2 separate regions of the Homo sapiens genome follow, and region 1 is linked to region 2. Evidence: read pairs that join two places in POLR2A ChIA-PET (ENCODE). Cell type or tissue: K562. All regions are shown on one strand.

What was found. Peaks named below come from ENCODE experiments on the same cell type or tissue, not always from the same donor. Only the 100,000 strongest peaks of a DNase experiment are listed, where the experiment ranks them.
Region 1: POLR2A ChIA-PET joins it to region 2 with 5 read pairs; 4 of 35 experiments call an interaction of 5 or more read pairs at or near these places.

What each region holds. Positions count from the first base shown.
Region 1 is chr11:66,699,353-66,704,352 of GRCh38, reverse strand. SPTBN2 (spectrin beta, non-erythrocytic 2) reads left to right here. Exons shown (of 38, transcript NM_006946.4): 16 at 2,632-2,769; 17 at 3,071-3,827; 18 at 4,745-4,947. Among named protein-coding and RNA genes, the nearest start is that of RBM4B, 24 kb to the right of the region's middle. In K562, no CTCF peak of the experiment used is centred here; a DNase peak (open chromatin) is centred at 2,402; H3K4me3 peaks cover 1,033 bases.
Region 2 is chr11:66,640,167-66,645,166 of GRCh38, reverse strand. The region is part of intron 1 of RBM14-RBM4 (RBM14-RBM4 readthrough); the gene reads right to left. It overlaps RBM4 (RNA binding motif protein 4), which reads right to left. Exons shown (of 4, transcript NM_002896.4): 3 at 1,027-1,717. The coding sequence ends at 1,035. Among named protein-coding and RNA genes, the nearest start is that of RBM4, 4.0 kb to the right of the region's middle. RefSeq lists an enhancer at 1,360-1,883. In K562, no CTCF peak of the experiment used is centred here; no DNase peak of the experiment used is centred here; H3K4me3 peaks cover 768 bases.

The sequences.
Region 1 (5,000 bases), 59 kb before region 2:
CCTTTTAAAAAGCAAATCCCCAAGATTAGCACATCCCTCCTACCTTCTTCAGGGTGTGCCCTTTAAGAAATACAAGGAAGCGGCCGGGCACGGTGGCTCACACCTGTAATCCCAGCACTTTGGGAGGCCGAGGCAGGCGGATCACGAGGTCAGGAGGTCGAGACCATCCTGGCTAACATGGTGAAACGCTGTCTCAACTAAAAATACAAAAAATTAGCCGGGCACAGTGGGGGGCGCCTGTAGTCCCAGCTACTCGGGAGGCTGAGGCAGGAGACTGGCATGAACCTGGGAGGCGGAGCTTGCAGTGAGCCGAGATCGTGCCACTGCTCTCCAGCCTTGGCGACAGAGCGAGACTGTCTCAAAAAAAAAAAAAAAAAAAAGAAAAGAAATACGAGGAAGCATTCTTACCTACAATATATTATTTTCAAATTGTCTGTGTGGACTTAAAATAGCTGAGGCTTTGAAGTTATAAACCTTTTAGACAGAGACACTAAAATAGTTTTATTTACAGAATAAATCTTCAAATCATTTATTCAATAATAAATCTTAAAAATTTTTTTATAGAACCACAATACCATTATCACATAGAACAAAATTAGGAATTTCTTTTTTTTTTGAGATGGAGTCTCACTCTGTCACCCAGGCTGGAGCGCAGTGGTGCGATCTCGGCTCACTGCATGCTCTGCCTCCCGGGTTCCAGCGATTCTCCTGCCTCAGCCTCCCAAGTAGCTGGGACTACAGGCACCCACCACCATGCCCAGCTAATTTTTTGTATTTTTTTATTAGTAGAGACAGGGTTTCACCATGTTAGCGAGGATGGTCTCGATCTCCTGACCTCGTGATCCACCCGGCTTGGCCTCCCAAAGTACTGGGATTACAGGCATGAGCCACTGCGCCGGGTCAGGAATTTCTTGATATGATCTATGATCAATGTGTAATCAAATTTCCTGGTGTTTAAAAAAATATAATTAGGTCAGGCCTGGTGGCTCACACCTGTAATCCCAGCACTTTGGGAGGCCAAGGCAGGAGTATCACTTGATTCCAAGAGTTCATAACCAGCCTGGGCAACATAGTGAGACTCCACCTCTACAAAATTTTTTTTTTAATTAGCCAGGCATGGTGGCAGGCGCCTGTAGTCCCAGCTACTGGGGAGGCTGAGGCAGGAGGATTGCTTGAGCCCAGAGGTCGAGGCTGCAGTGAGCTGAGATCGTGCCACTGCACTCCAACCTGGGTGACAGAGTAAGACCCTGTCTCAAAAAAATAAATAAAAATAAAAATGTAATTAAAGATTTTTTTTAGTTTTCAAGGTATCCTAATGTAGAGGTTAACAAACTGCAACCCTTGGGCCAAATCCAGCCTGCTGCCTGTTTCTGTAAATAAAGTTTTTTTTGGTTTTTTTTTTTTTTTTTTTTTTTGAGACGGAGTCTTGCTCTGTCCCCCAGGCTGGAGTGCAGTGGCACAATCTTGGCTCACTGCAAGCTCCGCCGCCCGGGTTCACGCCATTCTCCTGCCTCAGCCTCCCAAGTAGCTGGGACTACAGGCACCCGCCACCACACCTGGCTAATTTTTTGTATTTTTAGTAGAGACGAGGTTTCACCGTGTTAGCCAGGATGGTCTCGATCTCCTGACCTTGTGATCCACCCATCTCAGCCTCCCAAAGTGCTGGGATTACAGGCGTGAGCCACCATGCCCGGTCTGTAAATAAAGTTTTACTGGAACAGAGCTACACTCGCCCTTTTGCGTATTGCCCGTGGCTGCTTTCAGGCTACAGCAGCAGGGCTGAATAGTTGCCGCAGCAGCTGCATGGCTCACGAAGCCTATAATATTTACCATCAAGCCCTTCACAGAAAACATTTGCAGACCCTGCCCTATTAGAACATCAAATGTCGGCCAGGCGAGGTGGCTCACGCCTGTAATCCCAGCACTTTGGGAGGCCAAGGCGGGTGGAGCATGAGGTCAGGAGTTCAAGACCAGCCTGGCCAAGATAGTGAAACACCCGTCTCCACCAAAAATACAAAAATTAGCTAGGCTTGGTGGCGGGCACCTGTAATCCCAGCTATTCGGGAAGCGGAGGCAGAAAATTGCTTGAACCCGGGAGGCGGAGGTTGCAGTGAGTCGAGATTGCACCACTACACTCCAGCCTGGGTGACAGAGCGAGACTCCATCTCAAAAACAAAACATAAAATGTCCCTGGAAGAAGTTATCCTTCACATTTTCATCACTCAGACAAATATTTTTGGTTATTACTTCATTTTCTAACACATATTAGTGGGATGAGACCCAGATAGGCAGCTAAGGGGGAAGTCCCAGGAGGCTGAGCAGCTCTGATAAAGGGTTGGCCCCATGCCAGGGTCTAGTTTGACTTGTGTGTCTGTTCCTGACCTTTACCTTTCACCATCTTTTGAGCATTTCTAGCGATGACAGTTATTCTGCTTGTTTTGGGGGAGTTGTGGGTTCCTTCCTTGATGCACAGATACTATGAACCTCATAGGCTGAGAGGCAGAGAGACTCCTGCAGATAAGCCTCCTGGTGAAGGAGACACCCTCCTGGGTGTTTAAGAGAGGTGGACTTAGGTGGACTGGGCACATCGCTGCCTCCCACAATTCACGCCTGGCTCTTCCACCCTCTCAGGTTCGAGACCCTGGAGCCTGAAATGAACACCCTTGCAGCACAAATCACCGCGGTGAATGACATTGCCGAGCAGTTACTGAAGGCCAACCCCCCAGGCAAAGACCGCATTGTCAACACCCAGGAGCAGCTCAACCACAGGTGGGTTTGGGAGGGCAGGACCAGGAAACTGACAGAAAAATGAAGCAATGGGGATGGCAGTGAGAGGCAGGTTTTGTAGGGCCTGGAAGGGTGGCTACAAAGGAGGAAGCAAACCAGTCTGGAATATGTTGGGGAAGGAAAAAGGATGAAAGAGATGAGAGAGGGGGTCAAGGTGGTCTGAAGCGGCTGCTGGCCAGAAAGGGAGGAGTGAAGGGGAGCTACCAAGAGAGAGAGAAGCAGGGAAGAAGCTTCCAAACAGGCCTGGCCAGGGCAGGAAGCTGAACCTTCCCCCTGCTCTCAGGTGGCAGCAGTTTCGGCGTCTGGCAGACGGCAAGAAGGCAGCTCTCACCTCAGCCCTGAGCATCCAGAACTACCACTTAGAGTGCACGGAGACCCAGGCCTGGATGAGAGAGAAGACCAAAGTCATCGAGTCCACCCAGGGCCTAGGCAACGATCTGGCTGGGGTGCTGGCCCTGCAGCGCAAGCTGGCCGGCACGGAGCGGGACCTGGAGGCCATCGCCGCCCGGGTGGGCGAACTGACTCGAGAGGCAAATGCCCTGGCTGCCGGCCATCCCGCTCAGGCAGTGGCCATCAACGCCCGGCTGAGAGAGGTGCAGACCGGCTGGGAGGACCTCAGGGCCACCATGCGGCGTCGAGAAGAGTCGCTGGGGGAGGCGCGGCGGCTGCAGGACTTCTTGCGCAGCTTGGATGACTTCCAGGCCTGGCTAGGCCGCACTCAGACTGCTGTGGCCTCTGAAGAAGGGCCGGCCACCCTGCCTGAGGCAGAGGCCCTCCTGGCCCAACATGCAGCCCTGCGGGGAGAGGTGGAGCGGGCCCAGAGCGAGTATAGCCGGCTGCGAGCCCTGGGCGAGGAGGTGACCCGGGACCAGGCTGACCCCCAGTGCCTCTTCCTACGACAGCGACTGGAGGCCCTGGGAACTGGCTGGGAGGAGCTGGGCCGAATGTGGGAGAGCCGGCAAGGTCGCCTGGCCCAGGCCCACGGCTTCCAGGGATTCCTGCGGGATGCTCGTCAGGCTGAGGGCGTGCTCAGCAGCCAGGTGAAAGTCCAGGGCAAAGTCCCAAGCAGGAGGAAGAGCAAAGTAGGGACCCGGGGAAATGTGAAGGAGCAGGATGGGCAGGAAGGACATGCTAGCAAAATGGGGCAGCGCAGTGGTTCACACCTGAAATTCCAGCACTTTGGGAGGCCAAAGTAGGAGGATCACTTGAGGCTGAGAATATCCAGACCAACCTGGGCAACATGGCAAGACCTTGTCTCTACAAAAAAATTTTTTTAAGAAAATAGAAGAATTTTTTAAAAAGAAAAATGGGAGCCAGACAGGATGGCTCACACTTGTACTCCCAGTATTTTGGGAGGCCGAGGCAGGAGAATAACTTGAGCTCAGGAGTTTGAGACCAGCCTGGGCAACATAGTGAGACCCCCATCTCTATGAAAAAAAAAAATTAACTGGACATGGTGGTGCATGCCTGTAGCTCCAGCTACTGGGGAGGCTGAGGCTGGTGGATCACTGGAGCCAGGAGTTTGAGGCTGCAGTGAGCTATGATATGCCACTGCACTCCAACCTGGGCCACAGAATGAAACCCTCTCTCAAAAAAAAGAAAAAGAAAAAAGAAGGAAAAATGAGAATGAAAAAGACGTGAATATAATTTACTAAAACTGACTTTAGAAGAAATAGAAAGCCCAGTTTGTCATGTAACTGTTAAATGGAATCAGGAGCTAGAAGTGAGATAGAACAGGATTTGGGCTGGGGAATGGAAGGTCCTTCCCACCCAGCTTCCCTGTGACTTTCTGAGGCTCCCATGCTGGCTGGCAGCCTCCCTGTCTTCAGAGCTCTCTGGGCTACCCTCCCTGTCTGCTTGTTGGTCCCTACCTCTCAGATTTGCCCCTGGGTGGGTCCCTCCTAGGGGGGTGAATTGTGCTGGGGAAAATGAGCTGAATGTCATCCCTCCCACACAGGAATATGTTCTGTCTCACACGGAGATGCCAGGGACACTCCAGGCTGCTGATGCTGCCATTAAAAAACTGGAGGACTTCATGAGCACCATGGACGCCAATGGGGAACGGATCCACGGGCTCCTGGAGGCTGGCCGCCAGCTGGTATCTGAAGGCAACATCCACGCCGACAAGATTCGGGAAAAGGCAGACTCCATTGAGAGGAGGTCTGATGAGGACAGTCCATGAATTAGGGTTCCCAGGGGGGAATCGGAGAAAC
Region 2 (5,000 bases):
AAAAAGCCAGCGGACTCAGGGTAGAGCTGCTGGCTCAAGAGTATTAAATGCCCAAAACAGCTAGTGAGAAGATGAAGAAGGGAGTGATTTGCTTATGGCAAAGCTCCCAACCCTGGATTTCAACATTACCAAAGGAGTAAAATTAACAGGTGTGCCTGCATTCTTAAAACATATACCCTGAGAAAGTAGATGATGTCAAAACTAGAACTGTGGGAATAGTTACTTAAAAAAAAAAAAAACCCTAAGTAAGTGACAGGCTGGGCTGTTATAGGACAGACTGAAAGATATAGCAATGGAGTGGGCACTCTATTCAGGGAATAAATCTGAGCTGGGCAGAGAAGGTGAGTGTTAGCATCTATGCCCAGACTTCCTTGTGGAACTTTATAAAAGATAAGTTTTGTATTTCTCTCTACCCCAACTTACCATCAAATAAGTTCTATAAAACTCATAAGGGTTGAACGGTTCAGGAATGTCAGAAATACGCTTCAAGATTAAGATGATGCCATTTTGGTAGTCTTCTTAGTAACTGGGACCTGAGCAGTGATGACCAGTTAACTACAGTTATGGACTTTATCATCAGGGGTCATATCAGAACTTTCACACAGCACAAAACAGAATAGGAAACTTGAAGACCTTAGGAATGTCGCACACGTAGGAAACTTAACAAAGGCTCTAAGAAACAAAACACCTGAGCCTGAACGTGTGGGTCCCCAGGTAAGGTTCAATTATAGTATAGTACATAGGTGACCCAAGATTCACCAGCACATCATTCTTTATTTTTCTAGGCACAAATAGAATCAAATTGACTCCCACTACCAGAAGCCCTGAAAAATAGCCATGAGGGCCAAGGAACTCTATGTATTTTAAAGTTAAGCAGTTAGGACTTCTCTCTAGCCTGTGAGCCATCCTAGTAACCTTCCCCTAACCCTGCAAAAGCAAGCAAGCAAGCAGGGCAGCCTAATTGGAGCCCTTTAGGCTGCAGGAGGGATGGCAAAACCAGAAGAGGGAACACCCCACCCCTCTCACCTCAAGCTTTAAAAGGCTGAGTACCGCGCCCGATCGGCATACTGCTCCCGCTCATACCGGGCCATGTCGTACAGAGAATTCCGCGCGGCTGCTGAAGCTTGGGACAACTCACTCTCATGCCCGTAACCGTAGCCCTCTCCAACAGTGGGGACTGGGGCTGTAGCGCGACGCAGGGGGCTCCGATCCCGCCCGTAATATGAAGTGGAAGCTGCAGTAACAGCAGCAGCGGCTGCTGCTGCAGCAGCAGCTGTGGCAGCAGCTCCTGAGGTCGGCAACAGGTGTCTATCGTAGGGATCGAGAGAGGTGGAGGTGAGGTGACTGGCCATGGCTGTATTCTGGACTTGTGGCAGCTGGGACAGGGTCTGCTCTGCGTAATTATACACGGAGGCAGCTGCAGCTGCCACTGCCTCATAGGACCGGGCAGCACGGCAGCGCTTGTAGTAGGCATCGAGCGCTCCGTACGCGTTGTTGTAATACAATGAATCCCCATAGCTCATGGTGTAAGGCGTACGCACTGCTCCGTATTGCTCATTATATTGCTCGGTCAAGTCTGCCACGCGGCCTGAACGATCTATCGGACACTCTTTGGACCAGTGCCCCTCTTTCCCGCACCGATAGCAGCCGCTCTGGTCTCCCATCCCGGGCGCAGTCCTAAGCCGGCTGGTGGACAACTGCACGTGCATTCGTTTGCCTTGAAGAAACAGACGCAAGAAGGGTTGCTATCACTCTTAGTCATAGCCCCAGCCCCTACCCCAGACACTGGTCATAGCAATGGCTTTATCTAGACAATTCTAATGCAGGACTCATCTTTAGGAAAAGATAAAAAGGAAAAAAAAAAAAGACTCAACATATAGATTCAGTATAATGACCTGATTTCAGGAAAAGACCACTTAGATGAAGAAATATTTCAGCTATAACAACAGTTTAAATGCTTAAGAAATAAACTACTCTTGCTCCAATCATCTCCAAACAGGTAAAAATCATCTCCAAACAGCGGCTCAAAGTCAAAAGAAGTCAAAGTAAGAAACAGTGCCCAAGTCTTTTCTGACACCTCCAATCCTTACTAGCAAGATGGATTTTCATTAAGCAAAGGAATATAAGTAAAGGCCAGTTCTCCACCCTCCTCAAAAAATTTAAAAGAACCGAATAAAAGACTCCAATGATTACCACTATTAAAGAATGATCTAGACTCAATCCACAGCTGAATGTGGCAAGCAAATCTCAAGGTACATCTCTGGAAAAACCCTCATGAACTGGGGAGACAGAGGGGCACAACAAGTTGAAGGACAGACTTCTCCCTTAACTGGGCCCTTTAAACTGCTGGTTCTGATCATTGCTTTAACGAGGATTCTTTACAATCTGACAGTTAATTTTAGTGACCCTCTACTAGGGTCAAAGGCAAACAGGGCAAAAACAGGACAGATTGTTCTCAAATGCCTGAAATTTTAGAATACTGTAAAAAACATGGAAGAAAACGTGCCTGAGGAAAGTGGAGAATAACTAGTTATACTAGTCAGTGGACCAAACTGCTCAGTTTAAGCAGAATTAAAGTACTTCTCCTGCAACTACATATCTGAGAGCGTAACTAAGAACATACACCTAATATTTTTCCTGAAAATTAAAATTTGCATTCTGGAAATGAAAAGTATTACTTCTGAAAATGTAATAAAAGCAGAAACTTTTCTAGAAAAGTTAAAACTAAGTTTTAGTAAGTCTCTACAGAAGCAATTTCTACCTAACATGATCTACCAGCTTACTGGTAAGCAAAATTCAGAAGAGATCCAAATCCTGCAAAAACTTCCCAATGCAATTGGTTATGATGCACCTAAACATACACCTGTCAAAGGAGTAAATGGTCAAAAGCAAGGGAGAGTCAACAAATGGATCCTCTAACATTAGAGAAAGTGGTAAACACACAATTTTCCTTGCAAAATTAATGTTAGATTCTGGGAGACCAGAAAACACAATAGGGAAACGGGGGTGGAAGGAACAAAATATCAAGGAGGTCTACACAGCTGGAAGTTTAGGTTGCAGGTTATTAAAAGAGAGTAGATATGCAATTATGCACTTAAGTGCCTTAAAGTGCTAGCTTGTCTCTGGCATTTGCCCAGGGGGCCACTTTGGCACCTAACAAAACCAGAGAAAACAAGTGCAACTAAGCAAGCAACTATGCACATTCCAGACATAAAGATCATTAATAAACGCCTTAATCTAAGGATCTGTTGGTTCTAACGCCAGAAAAAGAAGTTAAATTTTAAAAAATATCTAAAAGAGATTTTAAGTGGGCAAGCAATAGAGAAGATACCCAACACTGAGAAACGGAAAGGAAAAAAGACCACCCTAATAACTACTGCTCATCAATATACATCTATAATTCTACCAGAACAGTATTAAGAAATGAGAAACGCCAATATTACATAAAATAAGGTAAAAATAACTAAGCATAGGTTAGTGTCAGGGGACCTAGGGTTCAGACACCCAGAGTTTTATATAAGGATAATTTGTCCTGAATCAAGACCACACTGTCCTCTCCTTAAACCTAACTGCTACAAGCAGACACCACCTCTTCTGACTGGGCTGAAGTGTGGGAAACAGTCCAAAAATTAGGTATCACACCATAAACCCTCCACAAGAGCAACCTTTGCTCTCAATTAAGTTGTTGACAAAATAATTCTCAACTTGCCAATTAAAAAAAAGAAAGCAAACTAGACCTGAGAGACCTGTGTCACTTTTCTTTACTAACGCACAGCAATGCCCATGACACAGGGCACCCATTACTAGGGGAAATAATGATCAGACTCTCAGCTCTAAAAAAGCCCAATTTAAGGGAAATGGACGCCAAAGGCAGCAATGACTCTTAACAAAGGTAGTACCCAGAAAAAGAATCGGCAAACTACACTGTCAGAACACAGGTTTGAAATATAGCAAGGAGTCACGGAAATACTCCATAATTTGAATAAGGCTTTTTTTATTTTTTATTATTTTTGTTCAGTCCTGCTTAATTAAGCTAAAAAAGGACACCACTCTTTTTGACACTGGGAACCCAAAGGAGGTGAAAGAAGAGTTCAGATAGCAACTCACCATGATCACCACCCCTGAACTGCCACTGTTGCTTCAGACCTCAGATTTTGGAATATTTGCGTTCTACGTACCATTTTAGCATCCCAAATCTGAAAATTCAAAATCCAAAATGCTCTAACAAGCATTTCCTTTGAGCAACATGTAGGCATTCAAAATGCTGGGGATTTGAGATGCTTCCAAATGAAGTGACAATCCACATATCACCCATGCTGCCCTCCAGGCACAAAAGATTCATTTGGTTAAGACTCCAAGATAACACAAATCTAAGTGCTCTATTCACCAAAATCTTATAAAGTCCAGCCCCCCAAACCAATGAAAAGACAGTCATTACCGCCCCTAAAACCCCAGTGCCTCCTCCCCAGGAAGTCCTAAAATCAGCCTTGTAATTCTAGAGTGGCCTTAAACTCAAAATACAATCCCTTGGTACAGGTATAATATAAAAGCAACAAGAGCTGTAACCCTTTAAAGAGTTTGTGTAAGGTAGGACAGCTTAACAAGGATTCTGGTCCTATAAGTGTCGCTTGACATGTTTTTGAGAGGTTCTTCACGTAAAATGCAGAATTCTGATCCTGTGCTGAGGGCAATAAATTCAGAGTGAGGAACTCTGAACTGTGCTCTACTACAAAAAAATAAAAAATAAAAAAGGCCCAGTAACTCAGAAAGCCTTCAAAGAAAAGGGTTTCTGCACTGATAAGCACAAAAGCCGTAGGGGCTCCAAATAAAAGGTGAGTGGCTTTTCTCCAGGAGACATTTGCCTAAGGTAAAGCCCCTAAGTCCCATGCATTCTACATCATAAGAAGTCCATCACCCACACTTATTTCTTCATCACCAGCCAGCCAACAGCTGTTATCTTTACCAAACCTCTCCTTTTACTTATCCAACCATTTTCTGCA